2 separate regions of the Homo sapiens genome follow, and region 1 is linked to region 2. The links are chromatin loops, found by intact Hi-C in ENCODE. Cell type or tissue: chondrocyte. All regions are shown on one strand.

The links. Peaks named below come from ENCODE experiments on the same cell type or tissue, not always from the same donor. Only the 100,000 strongest peaks of a DNase experiment are listed, where the experiment ranks them.
Region 1: it touches region 2 in a loop (8-fold over the local background); 3 of 110 quality-filtered maps call a loop at or near these places.

The regions. Positions count from the first base shown.
Region 1 is chr20:3,559,811-3,567,810 of GRCh38, forward strand. ATRN (attractin) reads left to right here. Exons shown (of 29, transcript NM_139321.3): 8 at 852-1,095; 9 at 2,466-2,649; 10 at 3,399-3,553; 11 at 5,538-5,622. Among named protein-coding and RNA genes, the nearest start is that of ATRN, 93 kb to the left of the region's middle. In chondrocyte, a CTCF peak has its summit at 3,959 (motif pointing right); no DNase peak of the experiment used is centred here.
Region 2 is chr20:3,765,494-3,773,493 of GRCh38, forward strand. ADISSP (adipose secreted signaling protein) reads right to left here and starts at 2,260. Exons shown (of 6, transcript NM_001258429.2): 1 at 2,170-2,260. RefSeq lists enhancers at 1,405-2,169, 2,297-2,883, 3,545-3,594 and a silencer at 2,155-2,394. In chondrocyte, CTCF peaks have their summits at 3,294 (motif pointing left) and 3,500; DNase peaks (open chromatin) are centred at 2,438, 4,828 and 7,785.

The DNA of each region.
Region 1 (8,000 bases), 210 kb before region 2:
ATTTTCATTTCCTCATTTTTATAGATAGATGGTAGGATGAGGCAACTTTATTTTTCCAAGTCCTTTTATACTATAAAAGATTCATGTGAGGAAGTCCAAGAAAACTGGTGAAGTATTAGAGATGTAAAATATGATTAGTTTTATTTCCCTTTTCCCTTTTTTTATCCTTTTCCTAGTAACTCACTGAAAGGCGCCTTTTGCTAACCCTTAAAATTTTTTTTAATTTATTTTTTACTGAGGTAAAATATACGTATATAATGGTACCATCTTTACCATTTTTAAGTGTACAGTTTGGTGGTAATAAATATATTTACATTCTTTTTTTCCTTCTTCATTCTCCCCCACCAGCCTGCCAGCCTCTGGTAACCACCAGTCTACTCTCTATCTTCATGAGATCCACTTTTTTAGTTCCCACATATGATTGATAATGTGATATTTGTCTCTGTGCTTGGCTTATTTTACTTAACATAATGACCTCCAGTTCAGTCCATGTTGCTACAAAATGACTGGATGTCATTCTTTTTAACGGCTGAATAATGCTCCATTGTGTATATATACACCACATTTTCTTTATCTAATTATCCATTGATAGACACGTTGATTCCATGTTTTGGCTATTGTCAATTGTGCTGCAATTAACATGGGAGTGCAGATATCTCTTTGATATGTTCATTTCCATTCTTTTGGATATATACCCAGTATCGAAATTGTTGGATCATAGGGTAGTTCTATTTTTAGTTTCTTGACTAACCTTTTTTAAGCTGAGAATAATATTGAGCTTTTGTTCTTCTCTGTTCTCAGATTTAATCTTTTCAATGTTTTTAAAAATTTTGTTTGCATTTTTTTCCTAGGATAAAATTTACATGTATGGAGGAAAAATTGATTCAACTGGGAATGTGACCAATGAGTTGAGAGTTTTTCACATTCATAATGAGTCATGGGTGTTGTTGACCCCTAAGGCAAAGGAGCAGTATGCAGTGGTTGGGCACTCTGCACACATTGTTACACTGAAGAATGGCCGAGTGGTCATGCTGGTCATCTTTGGTCACTGCCCTCTCTATGGATATATAAGCAATGTGCAGGAATATGATTTGGGTAGGTATATTTTTTCCAGTAGATGCCTTTTGAACATCAGATTTAAAACCTCTAAGCTTATTATTTTGACTGTTTAGAAAAGTTCAACCTAATCTTGATTCGGTACTTTATCTTGAAACATAGTAAACACTGGGCCCAGGCGTGGTGGCCCACTCCTGTAATCCCAGCACTTTGGGAGGCTGAGGCGGGCGGATCACCTAAGGTCAGGAGTTCAAGACCAGCCTGGCACCAACATGGTGAAACCCTGTCTCTACTAAAAATACAAAAATTAGCCTGTCCTGGTGGCGGGCACCTATAATCCCAGCAACTCAGGAGGCTGAGGCAGGAGAATCGCTTGAACCCGGGAGGTGGAGGTTGCAGTGAGCCAAGATTGCACCACTGCACTCCAGCCTGGGGGACAGAGTGAGACTCCGTCTCAAAACAAACAAACAAACAAACAAACAAAAGCAACATAGTTAACATTGATGTATTACCAGTGAAATGCAGATTATCGATGCTCCTATGTAGTATGTATTTGTTACTGTCAATTTGGTAAGGAGCCAAAGATGACGCAAAGTGCTTTGGGTATTTAAAATAAATAAATAAAAATGGTTCAAAACAATAAATATTGAAGAAAAAAAATATTTGCCCAGCCCTTTAGAGATTGGTTTAGTGGAGTATGATTTACCCTTAATATGAAATATTTCCCTTGGTTAAATTTCATTGTATCTGTTGTTGTGCAGTAGGAATACCAGGTATAATTAACATTTTGTGAAAGTAGGCCTATAAAATATATCTGTATATTGGTCACCAAAGGTTGTAGGGAATTAAATGTTCATTTGAGTGAACATTTTATTTATTGAGACAGGCTCTTGTTCTCTCACACAGGCTGGAGTGCAGTGGCACAATCATAGCTCACTGCAGCCTTGATGCCCTGTCCTCAAGTGATCCTCCCACCTTAGCCTCCCTAGTAGCTGGGACTACAGGTGCGTGCCACCACTCCTGGCTAATTTTTTAATTTTAGTAGAGATGGGATCTTGCTATGTTGCCCAGGCTGGCCAACATAGCAGGCCTCAAGTGATCCTCCCACCTTAGCCTCCCAAAGTGCTGGGATTACACATGTAAGCCACTTCGCCTGGCCCTGAGTGTTTTAAATTTAGTTAATTCTTTTCCTACATGGCATATTAGAACATCAGAACATAGAACAGACTGGAATTGGGCCACATGGCTTTGTTATAAGTTTTAGGTGGCTTTCTTTAAAATATAAAGATAAAAAAGTATATGTATCAGGTCTCCTGAAATCCATTCTCATGCCCTAAGCTCTTTGGACATTTTCAGTAGTAGAGAGGAGGAGCCTGCCATGCTTGCCTTTAACTGTCTTTCCTTTCCAGATAAGAACACATGGAGTATATTACACACCCAGGGTGCCCTTGTGCAAGGGGGTTACGGCCATAGCAGTGTTTACGACCATAGGACCAGGGCCCTATACGTTCATGGTGGCTACAAGGCTTTCAGTGCCAATAAGTACCGGCTTGCAGATGATCTCTACCGATATGATGTGGATACCCAGATGTGGTGGGTACTTTTTCTTGAGCTTTCACTTTAAGGTGTAAATTCTGTAGAGGCAATTGTGGAGAAAATATTGTGCTATCTTTTTGTTTTCATGCCTGGCAGATAATTCTGTTCGGCATTATATATAGAGAAATTGGGAAATAAACAGAGGGTAATAAAGTAGCTAGTATTTATTTTGTTACGTTATTCTGTAATTCTGTAGCAGGTTGGTTAGAAAATACTTAGAGTTTTTTAACAAATGTAAAGCAAATTTGAGTTACGAAATAATGTAATTATAAAGCGATGGTTTCTCCTCTTTTTCCTCACATGTTTGATACCTTGCTATGGGTACTGTTTTATATTCTGTCATAAAAATAATCATTTTTAGTAGCTGTGCAATACTCCATTTTGTGGGTATGCTGAGACTATGCAGGTGAAAGTTTTGGTTTCTTTCTAGTTTTTATGTCATTAAGAAACCATTATGCATTAAGCTTCTGTCAATATTTCACATGATTTCTGCCCAGAAACTGGAATTATATAGCTACGGGGTATGAAGAGTTTAAGGTTCTTAATATATTTTGCCAAAACTCTTACAGGTCTTTAAAATTATCTGTATTTATTGTTGAAAAACTTACTTTTATGTAGGGAAAACTCTGGAAGGATTTGTACATTTGGGTCTGAGGTTAATAAAGTGGTTGTGCTTGCATTAGCAGATACATAAATATTCTTTAAAAACTAACCTTGTATTTATTATTTCTAAATAAACTCAAAAGGACCATTCTTAAGGACAGCCGATTTTTCCGTTACTTGCACACAGCTGTGATAGTGAGTGGAACCATGCTGGTGTTTGGAGGAAACACACACAATGACACATCTATGAGCCATGGCGCCAAATGCTTCTCTTCAGATTTCATGGCCTATGACATTGGTAAGTTTCCCAAAACCATTTTCTCTTCAGGCATCTTTTTGCCTATACTATAAGCAGCATTTAAAAGGAGACTGAAAATATTGCCAGTTCAAAATGATCAGGCCATTTGAAAGAGGTCCAAATGGTATTTTTTATATTCATTTGACTAATGTTACACATCTGGTAAAAATTATTTCTACATTAAATTCTTTTTGAAATCACTCCTGTTAATTGCTTGAATGCTAATTTTTAAGGCTGAGTTGAGGTGTCTAGTCTCTCCTTTGTCATGTTATGCCTACCTGGTAGTGTTACATAGTTGCAACCACCAGCATTGTGTTAAAATTGGTTCACGTATTAGCTTTATCTCATTCCCTAGAAAACTGGTTTCTCACATGGTCTTGGTGTGGCAATATACCAGACCAGAAGAGGGCAGTATTTGTTCATGCAAAGCAAATGCATACCGGATGATCTCTTTCATAAAAATTGTCAGATGTTCATTTTAAACAAATTATTATTTTTTTGATTGTGGTAAAATACACATAAAATTTACCATCCTAACTATATTTAAATGTCTAGTTTAGTGATACTAAACACATTCATAATGTTATAAATCCATCACCGCCATCCATCTTCAGAACTGTCTTCATCTTGTAAGACTGAAGCTGTATACCCATTAAACAATAATGTCCCATTTCTTCCTCCCCACAATGCCTGGCAACCACTATTCTACAGTCTGTCTCTGTGATTTTGACTATTCCAAGTCAGACATTCGTTTTTAACAGACATTTGTGTGCCAGCCACTCAGTTTGTACATTGAGGAGATCAGATGAATAACTTAAAGCCCTTAGCCTCAAAGTAGAAGAGGTAGAGAAATGAGCAGACAATAGAATTGCACTTCAGGGTGTTTCTGGCTGAAAAGAATGTATGAGAGCACCTCTGAGTACCCTTTAAGTCATGGAGGGTAGAGTGATAAACAGGGAACACTTTCTTAAGGAGGGGCCATCCTCTCTGGGTCCTTGGGGACACTAGGTGTCAGGTAGGTGAAGTTAGGCAGCACTCTCCAGGCAGAGGAAACCCAGTTTGCAGAGACACAGAGGTGGAAAAGACCGGCACATATTTAAGGGCTCAAAGAGTGAGACACTGAGTGTGAGGTTGGCATGGTATAGCAGCACCAGTTGGTATTAGATCCAGAAGAGAAGTTGCTAGTATGGGTCACAACAAGGGAAAATTAATCAATCTATGGGATCTAGGAAAGGACTTTGTAAAAATTAGGTGACATTTAAATTTCTTGAAATTTCATTTTCCACCTTTATTTTTCCATTTTAGCTACTAAATTTGAGCAAATCAATATAGAAAAGAGTGGAAAATAATTATGAAACCCATGTTTTGCTGACATAAGCTTTGTAGAATGTAAAATTTGCTTGCTTTAAAAAACATTCTTGGCTGGGCGTGGTGGTTCATGCCTGTAATCCCAGCACTTTGGGAGGCCCAGGTGGGCAGATCACGAGGTCAGGAGATTGAGACTATCCTGGCTAACACGGTGAAACCCCATCTCTACTAAAAATAAAAAAAATTAGCCAGGCATGGTGGCAGGCGCCTATAGGCCCAGCTACTTGGGAGGATGAGGCAGGAGAATGGCGTGAACCTGGGAGGAGGAGCTTGCAGTGAGCTGAGATCACACCACTGCACTCCAGCCTGGGTGACAGAGCGAGACTCTGTCTCAATTCTAGTGCATCAAACTGATAGGCAGTTGGGTGAGTGATCCAGATGTCATGGATTTCGGGTGCGTTTGCTAGTTAGAATTGTGGTATGATCCCGCCTTTCTTCCATGCCCTGTTGCTCTGCTGCTGCTTCATTTTAACCCAGAAATGATGTTGTAACTGAGAAAATTGAGAGGCATGTTTTATGAGGTTCTCTTTGTTGTAGTATTTTTCCCAAAGAAAATGTCAGGTCCTGTTGATTAGAAATGGTAGTCCGTTTAAAAATATATTTTTCTTTCTCCTAGCCTGTGACCGCTGGTCAGTGCTTCCCAGACCTGATCTCCACCATGATGTCAACAGATTTGGCCATTCAGCAGTCTTACACAACAGGTAATTGGAGAAGTGATTGCTCCTTTTCTTTTGTGTTTAAAATGAAAATAAAGGGCCGGGCACGGTGGCTCACGCCTGTAATTCTGGCACTTTGGGAGGCCGAGGCGGGTGGAATACGAGGTCAGGAGATCAAGACCATCCTGGCCAACATGGTAAAGACCCATCTCTACTAAAAGTACAAAAATTAGCTGGGCTTGGTAGTGCGTGCCTGTAATCCCCCCTAGTTGGGAGGCTGAGGCAGGAGAATCGCTTGAACGAGGGATGCTGAGGCAGGAGAATCACTTGAACCAGGGAGTTGGAGGTTGCCGTGAGACGAGATCGCGCCACAGCACTCCAGCCTGGCAACAGAGCAAGACTCTGTCTCAAAAAAAAAAAAAAAAAAAAAAAAGAGAAAAGTAAAGTGGAATTGGACTCAACATATTATTCACAAGATTCCCTCATCCCAGTAGTTTTTTTACAGGATTATGTGGGTATAAATTTTCTGATTTATGTTTAAAATATTTGATGTGGAGGTGAATTACTTTGAATGCCATGTTTATTGATCTGGTTTTGTTAGCACGCAAGAGCATGCTTTTTGGTGTGGTCTGAGTGCCTGGGGCAACAAAAGTTACGTGCATGTCATTGTCTTATGTCCTTTGTTATTGTTAGTGGTATTTAGGTTGTCAAGTTCCTAGTAGTTGTATCTGAATAGTAAGAAGTTTGGAAAAGAGGAGAGAGGGCACTTCAGATGGGGGGATAAGGTAGGAGAACAGAGGTGGAGAGATTGTGAAGTTTAATATAGCTCAAGTCTGTAGGCTCTGGATAATCAGAAGTCTGCAGTTCATTGCATTTTATCGCTCAAAAATGCCTGGCCCAAACTACCAGAGCTCTTCAAAAAATCGGCCCTTGGAGAAGTCTCAGTCAAATAAGGGAGATTCAGAGTGGCCACTCTACTTGTTCCTTACAGTGTGCTTTAAAGATTTTTAAGAAGTTAAACAGCCTAATCACATTATTAATTTTTCTCATTCAGTTTCTGCTATTACTACTGCTGTCTACTTTCCCTTTTTTAAAATTCTAAGCCATATAAATCCTAAGGATGTTTAAGCGTTATAATGCCTGCATCATGTTAGAATTCCTTTGGCTTTTGAAATTTCTGTTGTAACGATGGAAGACAGATGAGGTAATTTCACTTAGATTAGGAAAGATGAGAGGCCGGGCACGGTGGCTCACGCCTGTAATCCCAGCACTTTGGGAGGCCGAGGAGGGCCGATCACTTGAGCCCAGGAGTTCCAGACCACCCTGGTCAACATGGCAAAACCCCCGTCTCTTCCTAAAATACAAAACAATTAGCCAGGTGTGGTGGTAGGCACCTGTAGTCCCAGCTACTTGGGAGGCTGAGGCAGGAGAATCACTTGAACCCAGGAGGCGGAAATTGCAGTGAGCCAAGATTATGCCACTGCATTCCAGCCTGGGCGACAGCGAGACTCCATCTCAAAAAAAAAAAAAAAAAAAAGGAAAAGTGAGAAGGTGACATATTTTGGAGATGTTGTGAAGGAAGAGTTGAGACAATTTAGGAACTAGCTACTAGGAAAAGGTGCTATCTTATATAAGGTAATTATTTCGTTTTTTAGCAATGTGTATGGTTTTACTATGAGAACATTTGACAGCTAGAGACTAAAATGGAAGGATTTCTGGCCACCTTGCTAATTTGAAGTGTTATTATAAATCATAATCTTGAACTTCCTCAGTACAGAAGACCCTTAAAGCTTTCTAGCAAGTGCCTCTTGAGATTTTCATCTGAAACGCAGTGGGACCATTTTGTCATTATCATGCCTGTGGGAGCCTGGCCTCAACTGTCTTCGTTTGTGTTCCTAGTTCTCCTAGCACAGGATTTGGCACATAATAGACATTTGCTAAATGGCAGGTATTAGTACAGTCATAACTAGCAAACAAATGAATTTTTTATAAAACATTCTTAGGTTTTATTCAAACTCAGAGAAGTTGAGACTTTACCATAAAATATAATTTAATCATGAGTCAAAATTGGGAATGCCTTGCCTGAGTTGTAATGTTTTCATTTTATGTGATTCCAGTGGTATGTTTGAACCCTGATATGTAAGTATCTGTGTGTGTGAGACAGGATTGGGTAGGTGGCAGGAGACCCTGAGGGAGGCCAGCTACTAAAAGGCCATAGTTTTGGTTTAATTTTATGAAATAATTTACTGAAAAAGAAACTTCGATTCACAGCATTTCTTCATGCTTTAAGTGGATCAACAGCATTGGGTGAGCTGTGCCTTCCTTGGTTTTCATTGAGGTTTTGAGGGAGGCAGGAAGGAGGAGGAGAGATGGCTGTGACATACCAAGGCGGCAGGAGATGCAGCTGTGCCTCTCAGTTGCCT
Region 2 (8,000 bases):
GGTTTGCTGCAACTGTGCCTGAAGCTCTGTGACAATGCACCCCCCATCTCTGCAAAAGCAAACCCCCAAAGGCCTGGTTTCTAAAGCAACAGCAGTTTCAGCAGCACCGTCAGAGAGGCACTTCAGGCCAATCCTGGAGGAGCCAGGAGTGACCCTTAGAGTGGGCCCCAGGGACGTCAGCCTTCTTGGAAAACAGCTCAAGGGGTGAGGGGGCCTCCCTCCTCCTGCCTCCCCCTTCTCCCACTCCCAAAGCAGCCAGGTCCCTAGGGAGGGTCAGAGAACAGATGCTGGGAGTTTCCAGTCCCCCTAACCAGAGGGGGTCACAAGGAAGATGTGCAGAATGAACATCCTGGGAAACTGGGAAATGACTAGGGAGGAACATGGTGCCTCCCCGCCAGCAAAAAAAATTATACCCTTCCCCATGAGATGGAGTGTCAGCAAGCTTCCAGGCCCCAGCCCAGGGTGCAGGAAGAGGAGCTACACCCATTCACCTCTGGTCAGCATGCTCCCAACGTCTGAGACCTCATTTCTCATTCCTTCTTCAGTCCCCATTCTCATTGTGGTTCGAGGTCTTTCTCTCTGAGCCAGGAACTCCGCAACCTTCCACCCTCCCTACCTCTTCCTCTCCTACCCCAGCCTGGGGCTCAGTCCTGGCTCAAGCACTCAGTCCAGCAGAAGCACTGTGTAGCCTCCCATTAAAGCTCACGCCTGTGAAAAGAACAGCCATTGAGGCCTTGAGATGGGGCCACACTGACCCGCTGACTCTCAGGACTGGACACAGCAGAGGCCACACATACTCAGAACAAAGCCTGGAAAGGCAAGGCTGGAGGTCAGTAGTTGTGGCAGCTTCACATCAACTCAGCTTTAATGTGATTTAATTTCCTTCTCCCTCCAGTGGGCCAAAGGTGCAAAGATAAGTATGGCTGTTCTCTCTCCTTCTAACAGTGAGGTGCTGGGGGTGGGGGTGGGGGAATATGGAGAAGGGACCCTCACCACCCACACCTTCCTGCCTCCCCAACAAGTGCTGCCCTCCTCTGCCCAGCATTCTCCCCACTTTGCCCTCAGCTAGTGGGTGCTTAGCCTCCAGATAGCATGCCCCACCTAGGCCCTGCCCTGGGCCTGTGATCCAGAGGTCCCAAGAAGCAGAGGCCAGGCTGGATCCAGGGGGTCAGCCAAGGTGAGGGTGGGAGCACACAGGATTATCTCCCAGGGACAGGGCTGCTGCCTCGTAGCTCAGGATGGATAGAATGTGGGGGGATATCCAGCTACATTTTCCCTCCACAAAAGACCAGAATGGGAGAGGGATGGGGTGCTGCCCCGACTTTCTTCAACTCCCCGGAGCAGAAAAATGCCCTACCTCCACTTTCCAGTGCCAAGATTCAAGAAGAAAGGCAAGCGGAGACTTCCCTTTCTCAGTCCCTGCTTACTAATGGAAACACGGGTCCAGAACCTAAATCCAGTCCCTCCTCCTTCATACCACCGGGAGGGAGGTGCAGCCCAAGCCCCCGAGGCCCCAAGGGTCCAGGTGTAGGACCCTTTATCCTCTCCGGCAGCCATCCCTGTGGGTGTGGCACCCCCGCCACACCCCATTCTTGTCATCTCAGGGGGAGGGGGGAAATGTAATCGGACATCCCCCCCATCCAATCCATCCTGAGCTGCGAGGCGGCGGCTCTGTCCCTCGGAGATAATCCTGTGCACTCCCCACCTTCACTCACCTCGGCTGACGCAGGAGTCTCCGGAGCCCGCACTCCCAGACATCACTGCCCTCCTTCCTGAGGGTGCTGAGGCTCGGAGGCTCAGAGATGCTACTGGTCCAAGGTCATGCAGCGAGGCAGCGGCAATGAACAGGGTCGTGGGGAGGAGGGGGCGCTGACCCCATTACGCCCCCGCCCTCACTACCGCACTCATGCCCCCGGACAATCGCTTCGCGGAAAACACCCCAGCTGCACCAGCTAACGGTCACTGCGCCCCGGGAACCTGACATCACTCTAGTTCAGGTGCTGGGGAGTCCTCCAGGCCCGGCCCCGACAGCGGAGCCCCCCACCCCAGCCCTGCCATCACGGCCGCTGGGGTCCCAGGCACTGACTGCTCAGGACAGGGCCGGGACCGGGAGGGGACCTCGGCGAACGGGAAGGAACCGGGAGGCAGGGAGCAGAGGGGTGGCCTCACCTTGCGGGGTGCACCCCGGGGCCGGGGAGGGCAGGGACGACCACTGCAGCGGCGGCGGCTGCAGGAGCTCAACGCCGAGCACGAGGAAGGGAGCCCCGCGCCGCGGCCGCCCTCCCGTCGGCACGCCCCCGCCTCCGCCCATTGGTTGATCTGGGAGGGTGGGGCGAGGGACGCTCCGGACCAATGAGCGGGCTCCAAAGAACGGCCAACTGGCGAGGGCCGCCTACGTCACGTGCCAGGGTCGCCGAGGCAGCGCCCTGCTAGTCCGCGCCTGCCGGGCGAGCTCTCGCGAGGAAGACGGGCAGGCGGCCCAACTAGGCCAGGGGCCAGAACCGACCACTCGAAGAGGGAGAAGGAGGGCCTCGGATAGGCCCCGCCCCCGCTCCTTCTTCCGCCTGGGGGATAGCGCCTCTAGCCTTGAACCTTGCTTAGGACGCACCTCCCTTGGGCCCTTCGCTCTCGGGAGGGCTGTCGGGCGCGTCTCGGGGCTGGGTGGAGCTCCCGAAGGTGGCCTTTCTCCCTGGGCTTCCACGCCGGCTTCGGCCATCGATACGGGCCGTGTTGGTCTCGTTCAGGAGCTGAGGAACCCTCCATCACTCCTGTTTCGACCCCAGGGTTTGGACCTCTTCCCCTTCCACCCCATCCCCTGTCTCGAAAGAAGCAACCCCCGTGCGGGCCCGAGACGCGTCCCGGGTGCCTGGCCCGGCCTGGAGAAGCATCAGAACAAAGAAGGCACGCGGGCTGGGGGCTGGGAGAGCCTGTGACGCGCCCCCGGGGACCGCAGCCTCTGCTCCCGGTCTCCATGGAGGCGGTCGCCATGGCAGCGAGATGCGCCTCGCTCAGCACCGCGGGGTGGGATGTGGGCGCCTGCAATGAGCCGAGGAGCGAGAGGCGTGGCCCTCCGGTCTGCGGGGGTTCTTGCCGGTGCTCTCCGCCCGCCGGTTCGCGAACACCCCACCTATACTTCGCCCGTGGGGACGGATTCCCCAAAGTGCCCTCAGTAAGCCGTCCGGAGCACGCAGCGCCTTGCTTCCAACGGAACTAGAGAGACGGCCTGGGCGGCCGAAGGCCAGCCTCCCTTCAGCAGGGCCGGGGTCGCTGCCTTAAAGGAGCCCTCAAGTCTGCCACCCTGTGGCCCATAACCTGTCTGCTGATCTCCAGTCTGCACACTGTTGGCAAATTAATCTTTCTGAGCTCTTGTTTTCATCGCGTCCCTCTCCTGCTCCAAAGCCCTCTGGGACTGCCTCCAGTAGCGCTTCACAAACTTCAGCAGCACTTTGGGTGACTCATGTGCCCTCGCGTTTGAGAGACAGCGCTTACATTGAGAGCTTTTCACATTCTGATCTCAGCCCATCCACTCCTGCCCACTCTACCCACTCCCACCACACTACCTTTAGACCTTGTCTTGAAAGTCTAAAGTTGGCAGACGGTGGGCCCAAAGTGGCCCGTAGGTGTATTTTGTTTAGCTCACATGGGGCTTTTTAAAAGAAGTCCTTCCCCCTCCTGCCTCCTCCGCCTCTTTCTGGAATCAGGAATCTGGTTTCGTGGCTTTTGAAATATCAGAAGATCTGACAACATGGGCTCACTTTCCAGCCTGGCATTACAAGCCCCTTTAAGAGCACATAAATTTACCATAGTCCCCGCTAATCCCTGTTTCTCACGGTTAGTTACCTTCTGGGTCTGTGCAGACATTTGTGATCCCCTCCCCCTCATTATCCCACCTTCCAACCTGGAAGGCCCTCCCCGCTCTCTTCTCATAGCCAAAATTCAAGCCCTCTTCAACCAAGATAAGTTTTGCCTATTTATTTATTTATTTATTTTTGAGACAGAGTCTCACTCTGTCGCCCAGGCTTGAGTTCAGTGGTGCCATCTCGGCTGACTACAGCCTCCACCCCCTCCCCCGCCGGGTTCAAGCCATTCTCCTGCCTCAGCCTCCCAAGTAGCTGGGATTCTAGGTGCGCGCCACCACACCCAGGGCTAATTTTTGTATTTTTAGTGGAGACAGGGTTTCACCATGTTGGTCAGGTGGGTCTCAAACTCCTAGCCTCAAGTGATCTGCCTGCCTCAGCCTCCCAAAGTGCTGGGATTACAGGCATGAGCCACCGCGCCTGGCCCAAGCCTGCCTTTTTCAAAAGTCTTTCTAGCCAACTTCTCAAAACCATCTCTGGTGTGGGCTCTCTCAAACACAAACTGGCTGCTAACTGCACAGCCCGGGGTTATTTCCGAATTGTCAACTCCTTTCAGCAAACATTTACTGAATGTATCTGATGAGTAAGTTATTGTGCTAGGCTCTGTGGAGTGGAAGGCACTCACAGTTTAGTGTAGGAGGGACACCACACACAAAGAACTGTGGTCTCCTGTCCTTGCCAAATGTTCCTCACACTCCCAGGCATCGGGCAGTCTGGCCCACTGGGAGGAGCTGAAATACAGAGCTGCCCATGCCTAGGGATACTACATGCTCTCAGGGAAGGCCAAAGATGGTTCTGGAAAGCCTCCAGGAGAAAATTAGACTCTTTGTGTCAGGAGGAAGTCAGGGCAGGAGTTACCTGGCTGCCCCATCACTGCCCAATGTGTCTGTGTTACCACACGAGTAGTGCCCAGGCTCTGGGGCTTCCTGTGCGGAGGGCCTTACCAAAGATAGATGGCTCTGCAAGGGAAACCACAGGCCCCTACCAGGCCCCCTGGAGACAGAGGCAGGACAAGAAGAATCAGGAACAACTCCAGGTTAGGAGAACAGATGGAGCACGTATAAAACATCCACTCACGGCCGGGCGTGGTGGCTCACGCCTGTAATCCCAGCACTTTGGGAGGCTGAGATGGGCGGATCATGAGGTCAGGAGATCAAGACCATCCTGGCTAACACGGTGAAACCCCGTCTCTACTAAAAATACAAAAAATTAGCCGGGCATGGTGGCTGATGCCTGTAGTCCCAGCTACTCGGGAGGCTGAGGCAGGAGAATGGCGTGAACCCGGGAGGCGGAGCTTGCAGTGAGCCGAGATTGCGCCACTGCACTCCAGCTTGGGCGACTGAGCCAGACTCCATCTCCAAAAAAAAAAAAAAAAAAATCCACTCACCATGAGAACCTGGTGACTTTTAAAAAAAAACAAAAAAACACAACACTTGCTACAACTCCAAACACACGGTTTTTTGTTTTTTTTTTTATTTTTCAGAGACAGGGTCTCACTATGTTGCCCAGGCTGGTCTCAAACTCTTGGCCTCAAGCGATCCCCCGACCTTGGGCTCCTAATGTGCTGGGACCAGACCAGAGGCACAAGCCACTGTGCCCAGCCCTCTATTCTTTTTAATTAAAAATTAAACAACTATAACCTCATTGGAAAACTGCTTGGCAGTACCTAATAAAAATGATAAATGAAATGAGTAATTCCACTTTTTTTTTTTTTTTGAGACAGAGTCTTACTCTGTCACCCAGGCTGGAATGCAGTGGTGCGATCTCAGCTCTCTACAACCTCTGCCTCCTGGGCTCAAGCACTCCTCCCACCTCAGCCTCCCCAGTAGCCAGGACTACAGGCACATGCCACCACACCCAGCTAATTTTTGTATTTTTTTTTTTTTTTTGAGATTACAGGCATGTGCCACCACGCCGGCTAATTTTGTATTTTTAGTAGAGACGGGTTTCTCCATGTTGGTCACGCTAGTCTCGAACTCCCAACCTCAGGTAAACTGCCTGCCTCAGCCTCCCAAAGTGCTGGGATTACAGGCATGAGCCACCGTGCCTGGCCAATTTTTTTGTATTTTTAATAGAGACGGGGTTTCACCATGTTGGCCAGGCTGGTCTCGAACTCCTGACCTCAGGTGACCGACCCACCTCAGACTCCCAAAGTGCTGGGATTACAAGCTTGAGCCACCATGCCCAGCCATGGCATGTGTTTAATTTTAAAAGAAACTGGCAAATTGTTTTCCAAAATGACTGTACTTACTTACACTCCCATTAGCAGAGTATAAGAGTTTCTGTTGCTTCACATCCTCATCAACATAAAAATTTGCAATTTTGTAAAAAACGCTACACCATGCTAACCAAACAAAGCAGGGCAACGGACTACCAGTCTTCAGCCTCTCCTCTGAGCCATGCCCTTGTAGAGGACAATTTCACAACAGCTATCAAGATTACAAATGCACACACAAAAAAAGAGAAAACACACACACACACACACACACACACACAGCCAACATGGTGAAACCCCATCTCTACTAAAAATACAAAAAATTAGCTGGGCGTGGTGGCAGGTGCCTGTAATGCCAGCTACCCAGGAGGTTGAGGCAGGAGAATCGCTTGAACCCGGGAGGCAGAGGATGCAGTGAGGCAAGATAGTGTCATTGCACTCCAGCCTGGGCCACAGCGCGAGACTCTGACTCAAAAAAGAAAAAAGAGAGAGGAAAAAAAACACAACAAAGATTACAGATGCATATATTCTTTGATCTAGGAACCCCAGTTCTGGAATTTATCATTTAGATATACTTCCCCATGATACTAAATCATGAGTGTATGAGGTTATTTATTGTTGCATTCTTGTGATAGCAAAAGATTGGAAATAACTCAAATGTCCATAAATAGAAGACTTCTTAAATAAATTTGGTACAGACAATATAATGTTATATGGCTTTAAAAAGAAAAAAAAAAAAGAGGAAGTTTTCAATGTCCTCCCAAGTAGCCAGGATTACAGGCGTGAGCCACCATGCCGGGATAATTTTTGTATTTTTAGTAGAGATGGGGTTTTGCCATGTTATACAAGCTGGTCTCGAACTCCTGGCCTCAAGCGATCCACCCACCTCAGCCTCCCAAAATGCTAGGATTACAGGCATGAGCTACCGTGCCCAGCCTGCTAAGGAAAGATTTTGTATTAGCTAGGATTCTCCAGAGAAACAGAACTAGGAAAGAGGGCAGATAGGAAAGACTGACATATTATAAGGAATTGACTCACACAATTATGGAGTCTGACCAGTCCCAAGAGCTGCAGGTTGGGTTGGCAAGTTGGAGACCCAGGAGAGCCAATGGTTTAGTTCCAGTCTGAGTCCCAATGCCTGAGAGCCAGGAAAGTCAATGATGTATCTCCAGTCCAAAGGGCAGCAGGTTTGAGACCAAGGAAGAATCAATGTTTCAGTTTGATCCCAAAGGCGAGAAAAAAGCTGATGTTCCAGTTCAAAGACCACCAGGCAATAAAAATTCTCTCTTATTTGGGGAGGGCCAGCCTTTTTCTTCTATTTAGGTCTCAACTGACTGGATGTGGCCCACTCACATTAGAGAGGGAAATCTGTTTCACTCATCTGCTGATTTCTTTCTTTTTTCCTTTTGTTTTTGAAATGGATTCTCACTCTGTTGCCCAGGCTGGAGTGCCGTGGCATGATCTTGGTTCCCTGCAACCTCCACCTCCCGGGTTCAAGCGATTCTCCTGCCTCAGCTTCCTGAGTAGCTGGGGTTACAGGCAATCACCACCACGCCCGGCTAATTTTTGTATTTTTAGTAGAGACGGGGTTTCGCCATGTTGACCAGGCTGGTCTTGAATGCCTGACCTCAGGTGATTAGCCCGCCTCGGCCTCCCAAAGTGCTGGGATTACAGGCGTGAGCCACCGTGCCCGGCCTCATCTGCTGATTTAAATGTTAACCTTAGCCGGGTGCGGTGGTTTACCCCTGTTTTCCCAGCACTTTGGGAGGCCGAGGCGGGCGGCTCACTCGAGCTCAGGTGTTCGGGTCAACATGGTGAAACCTGCCTCTACTAAATACATAAAAATTAGCTGGGCATGGTGGCATGAGCCTGTAGTCCCAGCTACTCAGGAGGCCGAGGCACGAGAATCACTTGAACCCAGGAGGTGG